Linked DNA regions of Mus musculus: region 1 is linked to region 2. The links are chromatin loops, found by intact Hi-C in ENCODE. Cell type or tissue: left cerebral cortex. All regions are shown on one strand. Each heading gives the region's core, and the rest is flanking DNA. Links, peaks and the distances in the headings are about the cores only.

Evidence for each region. A loop is a pair of places that touch in the nucleus more often than their neighbours do. Peaks named below come from ENCODE experiments on the same cell type or tissue, not always from the same donor. Only the 100,000 strongest peaks of a DNase experiment are listed, where the experiment ranks them.
Region 1: it touches region 2 in a loop (6-fold over the local background); 7 of 42 quality-filtered maps call a loop at or near these places.

Annotation. Positions count from the first base shown.
Region 1 is chr13:54,712,778-54,722,606 of GRCm38, forward strand. It overlaps Cdhr2 (cadherin-related family member 2), which reads left to right. Exons shown (of 32, transcript NM_001033364.3): 3 at 148-219; 4 at 1,139-1,278; 5 at 1,408-1,461; 6 at 2,849-2,935; 7 at 4,186-4,275; 8 at 4,833-4,958; 9 at 5,035-5,181; 10 at 5,276-5,351; 11 at 5,456-5,571; 12 at 5,666-5,899; 13 at 6,687-6,842; 14 at 6,932-7,093; 15 at 7,351-7,412; 16 at 8,024-8,267. Among named protein-coding and RNA genes, the nearest start is that of Cdhr2, 16 kb to the left of the region's middle. In left cerebral cortex, for the core only: a CTCF peak has its summit at 4,320 (motif pointing right); a DNase peak (open chromatin) is centred at 4,397.
Region 2 is chr13:54,793,860-54,803,688 of GRCm38, forward strand. Tspan17 (tetraspanin 17) reads left to right here. Exons shown (of 8, transcript NM_028841.3): 5 at 1,194-1,319; 6 at 1,552-1,599; 7 at 2,107-2,223; 8 at 2,298-2,916. The coding sequence ends at 2,363. Among named protein-coding and RNA genes, the nearest start is that of Tspan17, 9.4 kb to the left of the region's middle. In left cerebral cortex, for the core only: CTCF peaks have their summits at 3,666 (motif pointing right) and 5,999 (motif pointing right); DNase peaks (open chromatin) are centred at 3,070, 3,671, 4,622, 5,076 and 2 more places; H3K27ac peaks cover 2,026 bases.

The sequences.
Region 1 (9,829 bases), core at 2,344-7,343, 80 kb before region 2:
GACCCACACTAGGTAGGCCCTGGGAGGACTATAGAAGAGTCTTGGCTTAGTTGGGTGATCTGGGCTGAAGGTTGGATGTAAGGGGGAGGCATCCAAAGGTGGTGAGGTGCAGGGTGTCCAGACCTCCTCTTCTGTGTGTCCCTACAGTGACAGCCAACTCGCCACCATCATTTGGGGTCAATATGACATTAGTAACCCTGCCAGAGGACTTACCAGTGGGTGAGTAAGGGTCTTTATGCTGAGACAGAGCCCAGCGTTTATCCTGAGATTCTCACATACCTCCTGCCCATGTCTAAGGAACAGCCCTTGAATGATCACATGTGCAGTCAGCCCTCTGCATGTATGGTTTAACAGTGCAGGTTCAGCCACCAGGGGCTAAAATACTCGTGGGGGTGGGGGTGGGGGTGGGAGGAGGGGTTGTAGTAACTTTTATTCTTGTCCTTACTTCATAAATCAACTATTTCCACCATAGTCAGTGTTACAGTCATCTAGAGGGGATTTGAAATCAGGGAAGACAGGCTTGGGTTCTACAGCAAAAGCCCCACCACTTTCCATGACGGTCCTGGGTATCCACTGATTTCAGCATCTCAGGAGTGTCCTGGAACCAGCCTCTCTGGATACAAAATCGTTCTGCTGATCCATTTGAGATTGGTTGATTCTGGGGTTGTGTAGGACAGAGGACCTCAGTCAGGACTCTTGCTCATCAGCTTGAGGACAGAACACCTCAGATAAGCATCCCTCCCATGTTTCCTTCGAGCCAGAATCATATCTTCCTGCATCGTAGCATTTTCTAATCAGAAAGGGTCTCTCTTATCATGAGATGGTCGTTTAACACAGTTTTAACAAAAACAATACAAAACAAAACCAGCCATTAAATGGCCAATGTACCTTCCAGCCAAGAGTGCGTCTTCCACAGAACACTGTACAGCCATTTCTAGTCTTACTGACGCGTAGTGCACAGAGACAGGAAGAGAGGCTCTCGGTGGTGATGTGTGTTTGTGGGGGGATTGGTGGTGATTGGGGGGGGATCAGAATCCCAGCTCTCAAGTCTCATCTGCATCTCTGCCCTGTGGGCCGCTGAATCAAACCACCCTAAAAGAGGTAGGCATGGACCCGGGTCAGCCTTGTTCATCTGTAGGTGCCGTGGCCTTCTGGTTGGTGGCTACAGACAGTGATAATGACCACCTGACCTATGGAATCAGTGGCCCAAACGCCAGCTACTTCTCCGTCAACGCGAACACTGGGGAAGTGAAGCTTGCCAGCCCTTTGGACTTTGAGGTAGAGGATGGTGGGACAGGGAAAGCCTGGGGAGAGGGAACAGGCAGGGGCGGTGCTTGGAGCCAGAGTTCTGGGAGCATGGTTGGGGTCCCCCACTGAACAGGGCTTCTTTTCTCCCTGCTGCTACAGACAGTTCCTTTCTTCAAGATCACCATCTCCACAAGTGATGGTCTCAACATCAGAGTGAGTGAAAGGAGAGAGGGGAGGGTGGCCAGGGGTGGGGCAGATGGTGCCAAGCGTCCACCTCTGACCGCGTGTCTATTTCAGGCAAGCAGAGAGTACCCCAGTTGATAGTGTTTCAGTGTTGATTATTTTCAGAAGGATGTGTTTTACCTCGTCATACAACATGACCCAGCGTTTGATATTTACTAGCTACTAAGTATTTGGATTATAAAATGACAGTGTTGGCTTGTACTAATATAACTACTGATTTTTAAAAATTATTATCTTTTACCTCATGTGTGTGAATGCTTTGCCTGCATGTATGCCCCTACACTGTGGGCATGCCTGATGCCTACAGAGGCCAGAAGAGGGCGCTGGGTCCTCTGGAACTGGAGCCGCATCAGTCATTAGTCACCACATGGGTGTTGGGTTTGACTGTTGGTCCTCTAGAAGAGCAACAGAGTGGTCTTGACTGTGTCTGTTGTCTCAAAGTTACTGTGTCTGCTCAGTGACTGGCGTAATGTTGTCTCCAAGTCTCTGCATACACCCCATTTTTTCTTTCTTTCACTGAGTGGCTCCCCCAGCCCTCCTCCTCTATCCTCCTGTTAAAGTCATGGTGGTTTGGTGGCAAAAGCCTGTAATCTCAGTGGTTGGGAGCTGAAGGCACAAGAATCTATAGTTCTTTTGTTTGTTTGTTTGTTTGTTTTGTTTTTCAAGACAGGGTTTCTCTGTAGCCCTGGCTGTCCTGGAACTCACTTTGTAGACCAGGCTGGCCTCCAACTCAGAAATCCGCCTGCCTCTGCCTCCCGAATGCTGGGATTAAAAGCGTGTGCCACCACTGCCCGGCTCAAGTCCACCTTTGGCTACTGTGTGTTTCAGGCCAGCCTAGGATAGGTGAGGCTCTGTTTAAATAAATAAAGGCAGTTAAGAGAGCAGATTTATTATGGCTCATGGTTCTGGCTCAGTGCCAAGGGACTGCATCTGGTCAAAGACTTTCTGCTGGCACTCACAAGGTTGCACAGAACATCACGTCTGTTTCACGGCGTGGGAACCCTTCAGGGTACTTTAGTTGATTCCCTTCATCGGGTACTCAGGTTGATCAAGGATTACAGTACGGGAAGAAAAAGTGCTAAACCATGCCCTGTTATGGAGCAAACACGTTCCAGATTTAAAAAACTGAATGCTTGCAACTTCACATGCACCTAATATACAACACACACACACACACAAACACACACACACACACACACGCACGCACGCATAACCATGAAGGATGGAGAGGGAGGATGGAGGAGGGAAGGGGCATACATCATACTGCTAGATAGCAGCATTTTGTGTAGCATCCCTGAAGCTATCCTGGCATTGTAAGTTATATTTTCTGACCTCACCTGGGCTTTCTCATCTGCAGACAGCCGAGATGCAAGTGATTGTGGAAGACAGAAATGATAACATACCTGTTTTCCTGAACACTGAATTCTCCACCAGCATCAATGAGGTATCTCCGGGGTCTTAGTGGGGCAGGGCATGGGGAGGGCATCCAAGATACTACTCAGTAGAGCGAGACCTGGAAACTGGTCTGGGAGGTGCAGGGCCATAACAACAGGGGCGTCTTTTTTACAGGAAAGCACTTCAGATTAGAAATCTCTCAGTTGTAGGAAAAGTACACAGAGAAAGGTGATTATCGCATATTTCTGAAGAATGGAGGTATGCTGATTTAGACAGTGTCGGTGGTGACAGTGTTACCTATGCCTGTCACATCTGCGTGACTGCTGTCTCTCTGTCACTCCATCTCTGTGTCCCTGCTGTCTCTGTGTCACTGCCATCTTTCTATGTCACTGCCATCTCTGTGTCAATCCGTTTTTCTGTGTCACTCTATCTCTCTGTCACTGCTGTCTTTGTGTCACTCCATCTCTGTGTCACTCCATCCTGTCTTTCTGTGTCACAGCCATCTCTCTGTCACTCCATCTCTCTGTCACTGCAGTCTGTGTTACTCCATCCCATCTCTCTGTGTCATTCCATCTCTGTGTCACTCTCTGTCACTGCTGTCTCTCTGTCACTGAAGTCTCTGTGTCACTCTGTCTCTCTGTGTCACTCCATCTCTCTGTCACTGCTGTCTCTCTGTGTCACTGCTGTCTCCCTGTCACTGCTGTCTCTCTGTCACTGGCTGCCTCTGCCCTGAGGTGTGCAGCCTAGTGTCTCTGGCTCTGAGCTATCTCACTGCCTCTGCAGCTTCAGCAGAAAGACTGGCCATTTCTCTGTGGTCTCAGCACACACTGGCCTGGCTTTCCATCCAGTCACTTTAGGCCACCTAGAGAGGATGCAGAGGTCTGGACTGACAGGAATCCTCAGGCAGTGGTGAGACTGGCCTCAGAGGCTAGAGGGTAGATAGAGCATGGGGAGGGTAGAGACAGGCAGCAGCCTGACTTCTGAGGGCCACTGAAACTGTTTGAGCCATGTTCTGGGAAGAATGGGAAACTTTCAGAAGCCAAGTGTGAGGGAATCCGACCGTGGCCATGGGCCATAGGGCTACAGGGAGCCTTCAGGAATATCTGAGTAGGGGAGAGCCATACCCAGGCTAGAATGCTCTCTCACTTATGGCCTTAACTGTACATCTCAGGCTCATCGGGTGTGTGTGTGGGGCTGTCCTGCTGGGCATTCCCATCTTAACCATCTGATGCCTCTGCTGAAGGCCCAGCCCAGGGTTGGGGTGGGAGGGACATACAGGTGAAAAGCCCCTTCTTACAGACCCTGCCAGTCGGTTCTGTGGTGTTTTCTGTGCTGGCAGAGGACAAGGACACAGGGACAGCCGGTTTGGTGCAATATTTCATAGAGAAGGTGAGTGTGAAGAGTCCCTGGGGCCCCAGGTGGGAGCCGGCCTCACTGTGTCTTACGTCCACCAGGGGGCAGCATCTTCACAGACAACCACAACCCTGGCTCCCCAGCCTTTTTCCGGATCATCCCCATCCCCACCCCCCACCCTCAGCCCCCAACAGGGAGAAGTCACACTTTCCCAGTTGCTGAGGGAGGACCCAATCTTGCCTCCACCCCCTTCACCAGCACTGTCAAGGCCTCCTATAAGCTAAAACACTCATAGCTCCCAGGAGAGCTTAAGGCTCAGGGAGGCCCTGGGTTCTTGCTCAAACTTACCCAGATAACTGAGGCACGTGTGTTTTTTGAACTTTTTGTACGCCAACTAAAAACTTAGTTTCAACCCCCCCCCCCCAGGCATCTATACCAGTCCAGGGGAGAAACCGAGGCTCCGAGAGATTAAGTTCCTTGGACACGTTTGTGCTCTGGCCCATGGTAGAGCCAGGATTTGACCCTATGTCTCTGCCAGTAAGGAGGAACAGTGGTGTCACTGGGACCTCACCCAACTGTTCTCTGTGTCACAGGTCATCCCCAGCACCGCCAACAGCAATAATCTCTTCCGCATCCTGGAAAATGGCTCCATTGTACTGAATGACACGCTCAGTTACAACAACAAGAGTGCCTTCTACCAGCTGGAGCTGAAGGCCTGTGTGAGTGGGGTGTAAGCAGAGCTAGGGGGCTCATCATTGTGGCACTGGCTCACAGAAGGCTTTCTTTCCCCTACAGGACTCAGGGGGAATATTGGATAACAAGCCAAAAACCCAATGCTCCCAGCCGGTCTTCGTATCCATCTCAGTGATTGATGAGCCAGACCTGGACCCTCGGTTTATCAGGGAGTTCTACTCAGCCTCTGTGGCTGAGGATGCCACCTTGGTATGTGCTGGGGGAGGTGGTATGGGGTGAGGGTGCTGGGTAGCCATGGCCGCCTGAGAAGAAGATCAGATGCACTCACCGAGCCTCCTCCCAGGGGACGTCCGTGCTGACCGTGGAGGCTGTGGACAGTGACAAAGGCATCAATGACATTGTGACCTACAGTGTCTCCAGTGAGAACCTGGGTGTCCCCTGGAGAAGGCTTGGGTGAGGCTGGGGTGGGGCGTGGTAGTCAGAGCCCCTGCAAACAGCTGCTGCAAGTGCCTCCCTCTATCAGACTCCACGAGGCCTGGGTGGTTCGACATCAGGGAAGATGGGGTCATCTTCGTCAATGGCTCCCTGGACAGAGAGCAGCTGCTTCTGGAAAACGAAGAAGTGCAGATACAGGTCACGGTGAGTGGAACTCCCCGTCTCTAACCCCTTGGCTTTTGCTCTCACTCTCTCTGAGCACCGCTCTCTGCTCGTTGGCTTCTGTTCTGCACCTCAGGCCACCGAGAAGAATCTGAACATCTACGGGCAAGAGGCCAAGGCAAGCATGTGGGTCACAATAAGGGTGACAGATGTCAACGACCACAAGCCGGAATTTTACAACTGCAGCCTCCCTGGCTGCTCCTTTAGCCCCCAGGAGGCCCAAGTCAACTTCATAGGCTACGTGGACGAGCATGCCTCTGCCCGAATCTCCATCGATGGTCTGACCATGGTGGCCTATGATCCAGACCAGGCAGGTGCAGGGGAGAGGGGAGGGACACTGATGTCGGAGGACTGGGGAAGGGGAAGATCACAGATGTGGGAGGGGAGCAGCAAAGGGGGAGGGAAGGTGGGGAAAGAGACTGATAGTGGTTGAGGTTGACGTGACAGTGAATTACAGAGCACAAGGCAGGGCAATGTGTGGGGTCCGTGGGGAGGGGAGGTAGTAATATGGTGGTAATATGGCGGGCAGCAGGGATCTACAAAGAGGAGGTTGTTGTTGTGTGCTGTTTGGTGATGTCCAGGGGAATGCTGAGGGGTGCTAAGCAGAGGCTGTGTGGAGTGGGGGTTGACATTAGGTGCTAGGCAACAGTGGGTGGTTGTGTTTCGGGTGCTGTTGGCTCTGGGTAGCCTGTGGTTTGGGGAAGTAAGGAGCCTCAGAGAAAGGTGGTGTTCCAAGTGATCTGAGTCAACCTGGAAGGAATTACCAGGAAAGGATGGTAGTGAGTGACGGGGACGGCCACGGTTCCCTGGGGCGACGACGTGGGGTGGAGTGGAGGCTGCTCAGTGGTGAGCGTAGGCTGGCGGGTGTGGTAAGCTGGCAGTGGTGAAGGGTGGGCGAGGCTGCGTTGGTACAGCTGAGCAGCCAGCCCAACTTCATAGGCCTGGACTACTGTCTCAGTCTTTTCTGACTCCCTCTGTGCATCTCACTGTCTCACCGGGCAGAGCTTCTGTGGAAGGCCAGAGCTTGGAGAGGGAGGGAAAGACGCAGGAAGGTGACGGCAGCAGCACAGTCCGTATTATATCACCCTCCTTTACAGGGCGACAATGGTACCTTCCTGCTGTCCCTGAATGGCCAGGATGCTGAAGCCTTCAATGTGTCCCCAGAGCGAGCAGCAGGGTCTGTCAGTGTGCAGGTGGTGGTGAGAAACTCAGAGATGGTGGACTATGAGAAGGAGACAGTGATGGTTGTGGAGGTATGGTGTGCTGAGATGCTGAGGGATACGGGCACCATTGGCAACTGGGCCCTTGTACCCTGTACCGATGCATGCTCTTCTGTCCTCAGGTTGTGGCCACTGACTCAGTCAGCAACAACTACTCTGTTGCCACGGTGACCATCCACCTTAGAAACATCAATGACCACAGGCCTGTGTTCTCTCAGAGCCTGTATGAACTCACTGTGCCAGAGCACTGTCCAACAGGTTATCTGGTCACTGACAAAATCCAGGTGAGTGATGTTGGCTGGATCATGCTGGGGGAGAGCTGCTGAGCAGGCCTGAGCTCAGACTGTCCCAGACTTTGTTTCATTCAGTGACACTGGGTCTCTGCGAGTGTGCGTACGATGTATCTGGGTGTGTGGAGTGTCTAGGTGTGAATGCAGACATGGTGAGCTTTGGAGCCAGGATGCACAGCAACTGTGTCAGATGGGTCTCTTGGTGACACAGATGGCCCTGTTTCCAGTGTTCTGCCATCTTTGCCTTACAGGCTACAGACCTGGATGGGGATGAATGGGGTCCTATCACCTACAGTCTGCTTCCAGGAAATGGGTAAGATCTTAAGGTGCTTGGGGGTGGGCGTGGGGGATGGGAATCTTCTCTACTTTGCCATGGGGCTGGGAGAAACAACAGAGCACCCTGAAAAAAGTACAAAGTGCCCAGCTGTGTGTCCATTCCAGAAAAACAATTGGAAAGACATTATTGGTTTTCTATGACTATAATAAAATACCCGGGGCAGGGTATTCTACAAAGAGGAAGGTTTATTTAGTTCTGGAGACTCAGAGGCGTGGGGTGTCATCCACTGTGCCCTGTGAGGACTTGATAGTATACTGAATCACATGATGGGGTCCTGTATGACACAGAGAGATCACATGACAAGATAGGGAACCAGAGGAAGGGAAGGGAAGGGACGAGGGACAACTTCCCAAAAGGTCCTACCTCCCAGAGGCTCCTGCAACCCCTGACATCATCACACACTATGGACCAAATGTCTAACACCTGGAAGCATGAGAGCACTCACAGCTGGACCAATCCACCATTATGAGTATATTGGGAATACTGCACAAGGGTCATTTATGTCTGTGTTTTCGTTTGTCTGAAATTCAAAGTAAGTGCATGTACACCCTGTCCTTTGATTGGCTTAATCTGGCCACCCCGAGCAGAGCTGACCTGTTTGAGGTGGAGCCAAACTCAGGGAATCTGACGGTGAAAAATGGCACGCTGCTGGACCGAGAGAAGCAGGCTGTGTACTACCTCACGCTGCAGGCCACTGACGGTGGCAACCAGTCGACCACCACCGCCCTGGAGATCACTCTGCTGGATATCAATGACAACCCGCCTGTGGTCCGAGGCTCCTATAACGTCTTCGTGCCGGAGGAGAATGGCAATGTCTCTGTGACCATCCAGGTTAGAGCCACACAGGACCTGGTCAGGGACCATTGGGGAGGGAACCATGCCGCCACTGCACAAAGTCTCAGCTCTACAGTGTGGCCCTGAGGAAGTTGTTCAATTTCTCTAGGCATCTATTTCCTCTTAGAAAACCAAGCGTTGTGGTTCTTATTCATGGGGTCAGCAGGGTATAATGAGACAAAGGACCTATTGTACCCTGTGCAGGGCTGGTGTGCAACAGGCCTTCACAAACAAATTGCTCTTTAATATACACATTCCCAACTCATTCCAAAATGATTCGATGTGGCTTACTTAAAAAGTAAGATCCAAGCAAGGTGTGACAGCGCACACCTTTAATCCCAGCACTCAGGGAGGCACAGGCAGAGGGATCTCTGAGTTTAAGGCTAGCCTGGTCTAGAAAGCTAGCCAAGACTGCCAGGACTATGCAGAGAAAACCTGTTTTGAGAAAAGCAAAACAAACAACCCAAGCAAACAAACAAAAACAAAGATCCAAACAAAGAACAAATAACAAGAAATGGGCGCTATTATTGTTATTTTAGAGATTTATTTCTTTATTTTATGTATATGAGTACACTGTAGCTGTCTTCAGACACACCAGAAGAGGGCATCAGATCCCATTACAGATGATTGTGAGCCACCTTGTGGTTGCTGGGAATTGAACTCAGGACCTTCGGAAGAGCAGTCAGTGCTCTTGACCTCTGAGACATCTCTCCAGCCCCAATGGGTGGTATTACTAAAGGGCCAATAGTAGCACTAAAATCCAGAACACAAAGAACACAGAGAATGAGGCTAAGAATAGCTCTCCTTTAGGCTGACCTGGAGGGACATCTTGTGAGAAGGGGCTTGTGGGTCCTGACAGGCTGTCCCTCTGTCCCTCTGTCCCTCAGGGGCTGAGGCTTCCTGTGGATGGTCCAAGGCTTTTCTGGCATTCTCAGGGCTGTAGTCCAGATCTCAGTGGACTCGCTCCTTCTCTCTCTCTCTCTCTCTCTCTCTCTCTCTCTCTCTCTCTGTGTGCCCACGTGCGCATACATGCGCACATGCGCACATGCGCACATTGGTGTTTTGCCTGCATTTGTCTGTGTGAGGGTGCCAGATCCTCTGGTACTAGAGCTATAGATAGTTGTGAGCTGCAGTGTAGGAGCTGGGAATTGAACCCATGTCCTCTGTCAGAGCAGCTTGGGCTCTTAACCTCTGGGCCATCTCTCCAGCACTCTGGGCCTGGTCTTTACTCTTAAAGAGTTTCCTGGAAGAAATGTTCTGATCTGTCAGATCCATGGTATCCTTATAGATCCAGAGAGGTGTTTGGCAAATGAACTGGCCAAGTACAGAGCATCTTCGCGGGAGTGGATTAGTCTTGCCTTTGGAAGAACCCTCTCTGGTTGCTTATGAGGGGCTCATTTCCCAAGCAAGACTCAACAGAACTGAAGAGAAGACAATGATGGTGGGATGAGTAGGGGGGAAAGACAAAGAATAGCTTCTATCTCAACCCCTGGCTCAGCACTGGCTTCCCACCAGGTCCTCTGCTGAGCCCAGTGCTCAGAGGCGAAGCCAATCTGACT
Region 2 (9,829 bases), core at 1,654-6,653:
CCAGCCCTAGCCTAGCTTATTTTCATCCAGCATCATGCACCATCTATAACTGCATGCTCTGTACTTAGAGCCATGGAAACCCTCTCCACCTGCACATTCCAGTCCTTGTAATCCCCCAGGGCCACCCCTTGTCACACCCAGTCACCTTCACCAAGATTTGGCCCTGGGGCTCAGCAGTACCCTGAAGCTGTGCAGGCCAGAGGCAATCCTGTCGCCTGCAGTTCCTTTCTCTATTCAGTATGGAATTGGGACAGGCCTGGCATACACCAGGCCCCGAGCCAGGTGCGGGGAGATTCAGTGTTTTAAAAATGTGCAGCCTGTTCCCTTCGTGAAGGCAGTGTGTTGGGGAGAGGATGCTGAACATATAAACTAGGGCTGGGGGAGGGGCAGCGGGATGGGGGCAGGAGGAGAGAACGTACCAGGGAGGGTGGAATTGGAGCCAGCAGGGTGGGGCAGCCTCTGAACTGTGTGACCTTGTCGCCAACGGTGAGGAGGGGTGTAAGGAACAGGACGGCTCTCCAACAGAGACAGCAGGCACTTGGCAGGTGACAGGGCAGGTGCGGGCTCAGCTGTGTCTGAGACCTGCACACACAAGCCACATGGCCAGGCGTCACGCCCCCGGCTGTGCTCATAGGGTCCGAGTCTACGACTAGAGCTGTCCCACACTCACCTGGGAGCCTTTGTAGCCTCACGGCCAGCTTTTCAGCAGCTGGCATAGTTCACTCGGGGCTCTGCCCTGTCCCAGGCTCTTGTGCCACAGACTCGGGCTTGCCATGGCCACATCTGGCAAGACTAGCAAGTGCATTCTGGGAGGCGAACTGGGGCTCCACCAGGATGCCAGCAAGCATTTGTGGAGTGGACTGGGATGGAAAGGGGGGTAGGGAGGGAAATCTGTCTGGGCTTCTTCTCCTGTCCACACAGTGAGTCTGAAATGCCTCGATCCTCGCAGGGCTTGGCCTTGCTCCTGACCCTCAGGGGAGTCCATGAGGAAGCCACAACCTGCAACTCAGTGCCTCACCTCTCGAGGTCTCCTTACCCACTCAGATTCTTAGGAGCTCAGGCCTGTTTACTGGGGGGAGTGGAAGCTGGCTCTCCCAGCCAGCCAGCCAGCCAGCCAGCCTTCTCCTTTGGGTGAGACTCTAGGGTTGGGCCTGGTTTCCAGCTGTTCCCTCTGGACTCTTCTCTCCCCCTAGTGGTCTTGCTGTGGTGCCCGAGGGCCCAATGACTGGAACCTCAATATCTACTTCAACTGCACTGACTTGAACCCAAGCCGTGAGCGCTGTGGGGTGCCCTTTTCCTGCTGTGTTAGGGACCCAGCGGTGAGTGGGCCCTGGGAGGAGGGAGGATCTCTTAGCAGTAGGGAGGTGCATATCAGTGTGCTCCCGTGTCCGTGAGAGAACGAAGAAGTCTGGAGTTTCACTGCAGTTGAGCAGACATGGTAAACCCAAGCTTCCGTTTGCTTTTCTGTGAAGGAGGGGCACTAGAGTTGAGGACCCGGGTGAGCCCGCTGGTATTCCCTTAGCGTATTGCTAATAGCCTGTCTCCCCTCAGGAAGATGTCCTCAATACCCAGTGTGGCTATGACATCCGACTCAAACTGGTGAGAAGGGTGGGGACAGGGTTGAGGGTAGCCTGGAGTACAGGGGGTGACATGGGGACCTCTCCTAAGGTCTTGTGGAAAGGTCTAAGGGCTTCTTCAGGGTGGAACTGGCCCTGGGTAGGTTTGAGGTATTGGGTTGCTCATTCCACTTCTGTGGAGCGCCTGCTGTGGTTGGCACCGCTCTAGACCTTGCTTGATCCAGAGCTAAGGGGTCAGTTCTGCACTCAGGGAATCGGTGGAGAAAAATGTGACATTGTAGGCTCATTAAATGGACAGTCCTGAGATAGCTCAGGTGAGAGAATTTAGAAGGTTGACAGGTAGAGTCTGAGTCAGGGAAAGCCTCTTCAGAGGAGACAGCCAGGCTGTGCAACGGCCCTGTGGCAGAATTCCAAGGAGCTGACATTGTCAGGGAGGGCACTGGAGCAGGGGTGGGCTGATCAAGGTGGAAGAGGGGCGGGGGATCTGAGCTGAGGTGGGCAGGCCGAGCTTGGTCTCGTGTCTCCTCAGGAGCTCGAGCAGCAGGGCTCCATCTACACCAAAGGCTGTGTGGGCCAGTTTGAGAAGTGGCTACAAGACAACCTGATCGTGGTGGCCGGGGTCTTGGTGGGGATCGCCCTCCTCCAGGTACAGCCTTGGCTTGCCCACCCTCCTCCTGCCTGAAGCTCTTTCTTCTTCCTCACCTGCTCTCTGTCTTGCAGATATTTGGCCTCTGCTTGGCCCAGAACCTCGTGAGTGACATCAAGGCGGTGAAGGCCAACTGGTGAGGCTGCCAGGGGTGATGGCCATGTGCCTGGCCCGTGGGGCTCTAGTGGGGGCCTCCCAGGACACTCTGCCTCGCTCACAATGGCAAGGCCTGTGGGACGTCTGTTACGACCTGAGCCGGAGGTTTTGTGACCTTGGTGCTCATTACCCACTGAGGAAACCATTGGGGACTAGACTGGGGCTGTTTGCCACAGAGCTCTGTGTCGGGGGTGTGTACCTGTGTGTGTGCATGCACACTCGTAAGTGCACCTGGAGTCTCTACCCTGCTGCTGTGAGGTGGTGGCCCTTCCAGAGCTCGTGGGGGGGGGGCAGATGGAGGGTAGGGCAGGCACCTGTGTCCCCTGGTCTACTGTGGGATGTATCTGTGTGTGGCTTAGGAGCCTGCTGTCTCAGACCTCTCCATACTCACCATGACTTTGAGCCTGCCTGGAGCTTGTCTTGGCCTCAGTGTCACAGCCTCTGAAATGGGTCCAAGAATTCTCTCTCTCGCTTGCCTCTCAGGATCACACTTGGCGATGGCTACAAACGACTCAATAAACAACACTTTGAAAAACAGTGGTGGTTTATGTTCACCGTCTTCGAAGGTTCTGTTGGCAGCGTGGCCTCTACAGAGCTCTCCAGTGAGGAGGACCCTGGCCTGAATCCAACCAAGGCCTCTTAGGTCTGGGTAGACTATGCATTTGAGACAGCCTTTCAAACAGGTATATTGCCTTAAAGGTCACATCTCCTGTTCCCCCTGGGCAATGGCTGTGTCATCTACAGTGGGACACAGAGGCAGCTCCCCTGGTCTGTTCTATGTACCTGACCGCTAGTATCTGAGAGTTGACCTTTCCAACCTCTGTAGGTTACTCCTGGCATACACCTCAATGCTGTTATGTCTCAGCCTCAAGAAAGGCATAAAGGAGCCGGGCGTTAGTGGCGCTCGCCTTTAATCCCAGCACTGGGGAGGCAGAGGCAGAGGCAGAGGCAGGCGGATTTCTGAGTTCGAGGCCAGCCTGGTCTACAAAGTGAGTTCCAGGACAGCCAGGATTACACAGAGAAACCCTGTCTCGAAAAACCAAAAAAAAAAAAAAAAAAAACATAAAGATCTGAAGAACGGGGAACTGGAGATCACCCCTAAGAGGGTACAGCTGGTGGGTCCCAGGTGTGCCTGAGGTGGGTGTCAGAATGCCCATGAGAGTGGCTGAGTGCTGGACAATGGCAAGAGGACTACTCAGTGAATGCCTGGGATCCATGAGGGAAATCCGTTTTGAGATCCGTCAATAGTTGGTTTAAAAACTTCCACACCTGCAGTTCTGCATTGTGGCCACTAGAGGGAACATGGGTACCACATTCTCTGCTGCTGATTTTCCTTCACCTCAGTACCTTCCAGCTTACCTGGGGTGGCTTGCAAACTTGTAAAGAAGCAAAGCAGCTCAGGCTTGGACAATCTAGCTGCCCAGAGGGGTAATCTGTGTCAAATGACCCTTCCCTGCTCTGGGCAAATGGAGGGATGGGCTAGTTCAAAGGTCGCCGCTCTGGTGGGCTCTGTTCTGGTTTGCTTTGGTCTCCACTGGCACTGGAGATGAGAAGGAGGGAGACACAGGATATGTGATGACGAATCTGTGCAATCTGGGTGAGGATAATGACCCACTTGGGAGGTCAGGGGAGCACGGCTGGAGCTGTTGAGACAGGTCCTCATCCACGGGTGCTGACCGCAGTCAGTTGTAGCTGATTGCAGTGGTGCGGGAATGCAGAGCTGACACCAAAAATCTTAAGAGTAGTTGGGAGTCTGCAGGCTGTTGGAAGATGGCCAGAGCCCTGGGTCCAGCTTCAGCTCTTGCTGGCGCCGCTCACGGCGGCCCCGACTACTCAGCTGTGTGTGGGTGCTTTGAGCTGGCTGGGCACCTGACAGCCTTGCCCCCTGGCACAGGCTGGGCAGAGCTCTTGATGGCCCAGCCAGGGTGGTTTGTACACTGCAATCAATACAGCTTAGAAGGTGTTGCTTTTCTCATTTCAAATGGCTTCGTTTCTCCCCCAAAGCTCACAGCACCCTTGTGAGTTGCAGTTTCCTTTTCTGATGAGGAAATGGATTCAGAGAAGGGAGGGGAGGCCGCCTAAGCCATGCAAGACACGCAGATCCTGCCACCCCCTTGTGCTGGAGTTTGGCGCGTTACACACATCTTCTTGATAGGTTCTGGTGGAACCTGTATACTGAACTAGCAACCAATGAAGGGTGTCAAGCCATTGTTGTTCCCTAAAGTGAGATCAGAATCTGTCTTAGGTGCTAGTGACACAGGAGAGAGAAAGACGAAGTCCCCACCCTGTGCTGTCTCCTCATGGTGGAGACAGATGGCGAGGAAGCAAGAGTTTCTGTGGGTGATATGTACTATAGAGAGGATGAGTGACAGCTGGAGGTGCTGGGAGAAGGTTGGGAAGGGCACCATCTCCCAGGGACCGGGATGTAGGCTTCAGCATCAGCTTTGGTAGGCTCTCCAAAGCCGTGGTGGACTTGGTGAGGGAGAACTGGAATGGCTATAAAGGTGGGAGTGGGTGAAGAGCAGGGAGCAAGGACACAGGATGTGAAGGTGCCACCACATTGATGCTATGGTGTAGGAGTGGGGACCTGGACCAGACCCCTATGAGTTCTCCAGTTTCCCACCCACTCCTTCGTGTCATCTGTCCACATCCCCCACTTGCCCGCTGCTGCTTATCATAAACACAGCACCACCCACACGGAGGCCCGAGCCAGAGCCTGGGGTTTCTAAGGCAGAGGCAGGCAGGGAGCAGTCGATAGTATGGTGAGGATGTGCTGAGAGGCACGCGATTATCACTCTGTCAACGTCAGAGTCATCTTGCTCCGACAAGATGCCTGGGAAAAATCAAGGGAGGAAAAGGCTCTCTTGGCTCACGGTTTCACAGGATCTGGTTCACTGCTGCTCTGCTCCAGCCTCTGGGCCTGTAGTGAGGTGGAACACGGTGCTAGGGAGGGCGTGGTAGAACAGACAGAATAAGGTCAGGGGTCTGGGACAAGGCATAGCTGCCAGAGACAAGCCCTAGGCCCACTCCCTCTAGCTACTCCCCCCCACCCCCCATCATATCTCATCAAGTTCTGAAGCCATCAATGGTTAATCCGTCAATGAGGCCAGAACCCTCATGAGCCTGTCATTTTTCAGAGGTCTCAGCTCTGTACACTCCTCCACAAGAACGAAGCTTTCGTTCGAACGCAGGAGCCTTTGGGAGGCCAGTTCAGATCTAAACCATAAACCACTTCTTGGTTACTCTGGGGTTGACTAGAGATCCACCTCCCATGACAGTCCATGGAGGAGCATTCTCTGTACCATATGGTCCTCACCCACAGAGGTGCCTTCCCGGGTATGCAGAAAACACAAGGGAACAGGCAGGGCTTGCATCGTGCAACCCCCTCAGGATCCACAAGGAGCAAGGCCACCTTCCTACTCTATCAGTGTGCCAAGCTGGATGTCCTGCAGAGACCTGGGGCAGGTAGCTAGTATCTTGCTTTGATTCCTGATTACCCTTGGGGAGGATGTGAGGGGGACCTTGGAGGGGCGGTACCCAAGCTGACAAAGTCCTACATTTCTGGTAAGTTAACCAAAGGATTGAAGGAAGGTTCCTTGATGGCCGTCTCTCCAAATGACCACCAGAGGGCAGCAAAGTGCAACGCATGCAGCCTAGCCCATCAACCCGGAGCTGGTGACAAGGAATCCCTTCGAAAATGCCAGGTTTGTCAATATTTCAGAAACATAAAGGCTCACCCTACTGTTGCCAAGTTCAGGCTTTGCCACCCTCTTCATGATCTCCTCCAGGGACTTGGAGGAACGGAAACTCCCAGGGACGACTCTGCTAGCGATCGGGGAGACTGTAGAGTGATATCTGCCAGACAGAGCTGGAGAATGTGACAGTAATGGTGTGTGTGTGTGTGTGTGTGTGTGTTTCACATTCTTTAGTGGGCTGAAGCAACAGACTCTACATGCACCTCTATTTGTTCAGATAGGTTTGCTAAGCACCTACTGTGTGCTGGCAGTGTTCTCAGCACTTGGAATACAAAAGGAAAGAGACACCCTACATTCCCATGGAGATGTCCAGACCTGAGGTCAGCTGACTTCTTCCTCAAGGAGCCAAATAGCCTGAGCCAGAGTCACAGAACCACAAAGGTGCTCGGTTCTGCCTTCATGACAGAAAGCAGCTCAAGGCGGGGTGTAAACAAGTATCCATGGCTGGGTTCCAAGGACATGATCTGCCGACGCAGAAACTGGAATTTGATCTAAGTTTCAGCTGTCATAAATCTTTGGCTTTCTTTTTGATTTCTTCCCCATTAAAACAGAAAATTATCTTTAGCTCTGGAGTTTGGTCAAAACAGGCTACAGATTGGATTTGCTTCACAGGCTGGGATTTTTCTGTCCCTTGGTCTGAGGATGTGGACAAAGCATTGCCACCAGGAACCAAACTGTGGGGGCCACCGATGCAGCTGCTGGGTGGGAGGGAAGGGCCAGCCTCAGCAAGTGGGAATGCAAGACCAGCCTCGGTACTTACAGAGTACGCATGAAGCCTTGGGTTTCCTCCCCAGCACCAATAAAGACGTGGAGTGGTCAGACGTGGAGTGGTCAGACGTGGAGTGGTCAGACGTGTCAGCAGGCCTCAGCGTGAAGGCGAGATGTAGTGAAGACTTTACTTTTGATCGCACAGGTAAAATGGGGACTCACTTTAGCTAAAACAACAACAACAACAAACAGCCTGATGAGTCGAAAGTCTCTTTAGGTTGCCCTCTGTTCTCCAGCCCCACATCCTGAAGGCTGTGCATTCCTCCCACAGCAGTCTCAAAATAACCATAGTGCTCAAGTCCCCTGTATCAAATGGTGGTATCTGCATCCACCCTACAGGTGTTCTTTGATTCTTTCTTTTCTTTGTAAGTGTGTCTGGGTGTTTTGCCTGAGCGTATGTATGTGCCTAGTACCTGCAGAGGCCAGAATAAGGTGTCAGATCCTTTTGATACTGGATTTGCAGCGGGTTGTGAGTGATCACGTGAGTGCTGGGAATTGAACCCAGGTTCCTACAAGAGCAGCCAACGCTCTCATTTTAGTTTAGTTTAACTGCGACATGAAGGCATAACATTGCATACATTAGTGGAATACCATGTAATGTTTAAAATGTTTTTATTAGATTTTCAATTTTTTATGTGACTATTTTCTCTCTCTCTCTGTCTCTCTCTCTCTGTCTCTCTCTCTGTCTCTCTCTCTCTCTCTCTGTGTGTGTGTGTGTGTGTCTGTGCACTGTGTACGCACTTGCTGTCTGTGGTAGTCAGAGGAGAGCATTGGCTCTCCTGGAACCGCAGTGATGGAGAGTTGTGCTGGGTCCTCTGCAAAACCAGCCAGTGCTCTTGGCCCACTCAGCCATCTCTCGGCCCCCACAGTGTGTTGATACGTGTGTATGTTACACTTGCTTGATAATTAAGTATTAGTATGCTTATTTCTTTAAACGATCCTCATTTCATTGTGCTGAAAATTTCAAAGTCCTTTTAGCTAAGTTTAAAAAGGATTCATTAGTGTGTGTGTGTGTGTGTGTGTGTGTGTGCGCGCACCTCTGAGTGCCCACAAGGACCAGAAGAGAGTAGCAGACCCTCTAGAGTGGAGTTATGGGTGGTGACATGCCCAGCGCAGATGCTGGGACCTGAACTCAAGTCCTCTGGAAAAGCAGAGTGAGGGCTCTGTTATTGGCACGAAATGGGGGAAGAAAGGATTTCTTTGGCTCATGGTGCACACTCCATCATTAAGGGAAGCCAAGGCAGGAACCTGGAGGCAGGACTGAAGCACAGACCACAGAGAGATGCTGCTTCTTGGCTTGTTATGACTTGCTCAGTCTATTGGTACCCCCTTTCCCCTTCCCGTTCTCCTTCCCTTTCTTCCTCCTTCCCTCCTTCTCCCTCCCTCCCTCCCTTCCCCTTTTCCTTTCTTTTTTGAGACAGAGTTTCTTTGTATAGCCCTGGCTAGGACTCATTCTGTAGACCAGGCTGGTCTCCAATTAAGAGCTCTGCCTGCCTCTGCCTCCTGAATGCTAGGATTAAAGGTGTGCGCCATCACTACCTGGGTGCCTATTTTCCTAGTACAGTCCAGGACCACCTGCCTAAGAGAGGCATCAGTGAGGGTGGGCAGGGCCCTCCTGTGTCAATCAGTAACCAGCCAAATGCCCAACAGAGAAGCCCACAGGCCAATCTAACAGAGACATTCTCTCAATTGAGGTTCCCACCTCTTGGCAATGTTCAGATTTAAGTCAAACTGACAAAACTAACCGGCATTAGCAGTGTGCAGTCTCAGCCAATGAGCAGGTTCTCCAGCTTCTCCCAAGGCCTCTGAGACATGTGTTATCATTGGCTCTCAGGACCTTGCTGTGTAGGACTCCTTGCTTGCTCCAGTACAATTGTAACTTGCAGCTTTGATCAGCCTTTCCCCATCACCCTACCCCGACTTCTCCAGGCTCTGAGAATCACCAATCTACTTTCAACACCCGGGACATGCGCTTTTAAAACTTCCCCACAGGAGTGAGATCAGGTGGTGCTCGTCTCTCTGCTTCTGGCTTATTTCACTTAACGTAGCAACAGCTGGCCGCTTTGTTCATGTTGCGGTAAACACAAGGGTTTTTTCCTCTTGCCCTGCAGTTCAGTAATACTCTAAATTTAATCATTTTTGCTTATTTTTATTTCCTGTGCATTGGTATTCTTCCTGAATGTATGTCTGTGTGAGGGTGTCAGATCCCCTGGAATTAGAGTTATAGATGGTTGTGGACAGCCATGTGGGTGTTGGGAATTGAACCTGCGTCCTCTGGAAGAGCAGCCGGTGCTGAGCCATCTCTCCAGCCCCCCAAATCTCATTCTTTGAAAAGATTTGTTTACTTTCTTTTATACCGAGGGGTGTTTTGCCTGTATGTAGGTGTGTGAGCCATGTGCATGCAGTACCCACGGAGGCCAGAAGAGGGCGTTGGATTTCCTGGACCTGGAGTTACAGGCAGTGTGAGCCACCATGTGGGTGCAGGATATTAAGCCCGAGTCCTCTGCAAAAGCAGCCAGTGGTCTTAACCACTGAGCCCTCTCTCCAGCTCCTCCCTTATATCTGGATGACTTATGAGATAAAGTAGATGCAGATACTATGCAAATGGTTGTTTTGTTTGAGTAAAAATGAGAAGGAAGAAAAATCTGCACGGGGCTGGCAAATGGCTCAGTGGGGAAGGCGTTTGCCATTGAGCCTGATGACCCAAGCTCGATTTTCGGAGGGGCAAACTGATTCCTGCAAGCTGTACTCTGACCCCTAAATAAATAAACATTTTAAAAGAGAAAAAGAGTGCCTTAGGGCAGATGCAGCCACCACAGGCCCGACTTCGGAGCACATCTTGGCAGCAGAGTAATAATAGTCTGACCTGTAGTTGGCTGAATTCTTAAATGTAACCTACGGACACAAGCGCACAGGGCCAGCTGTAG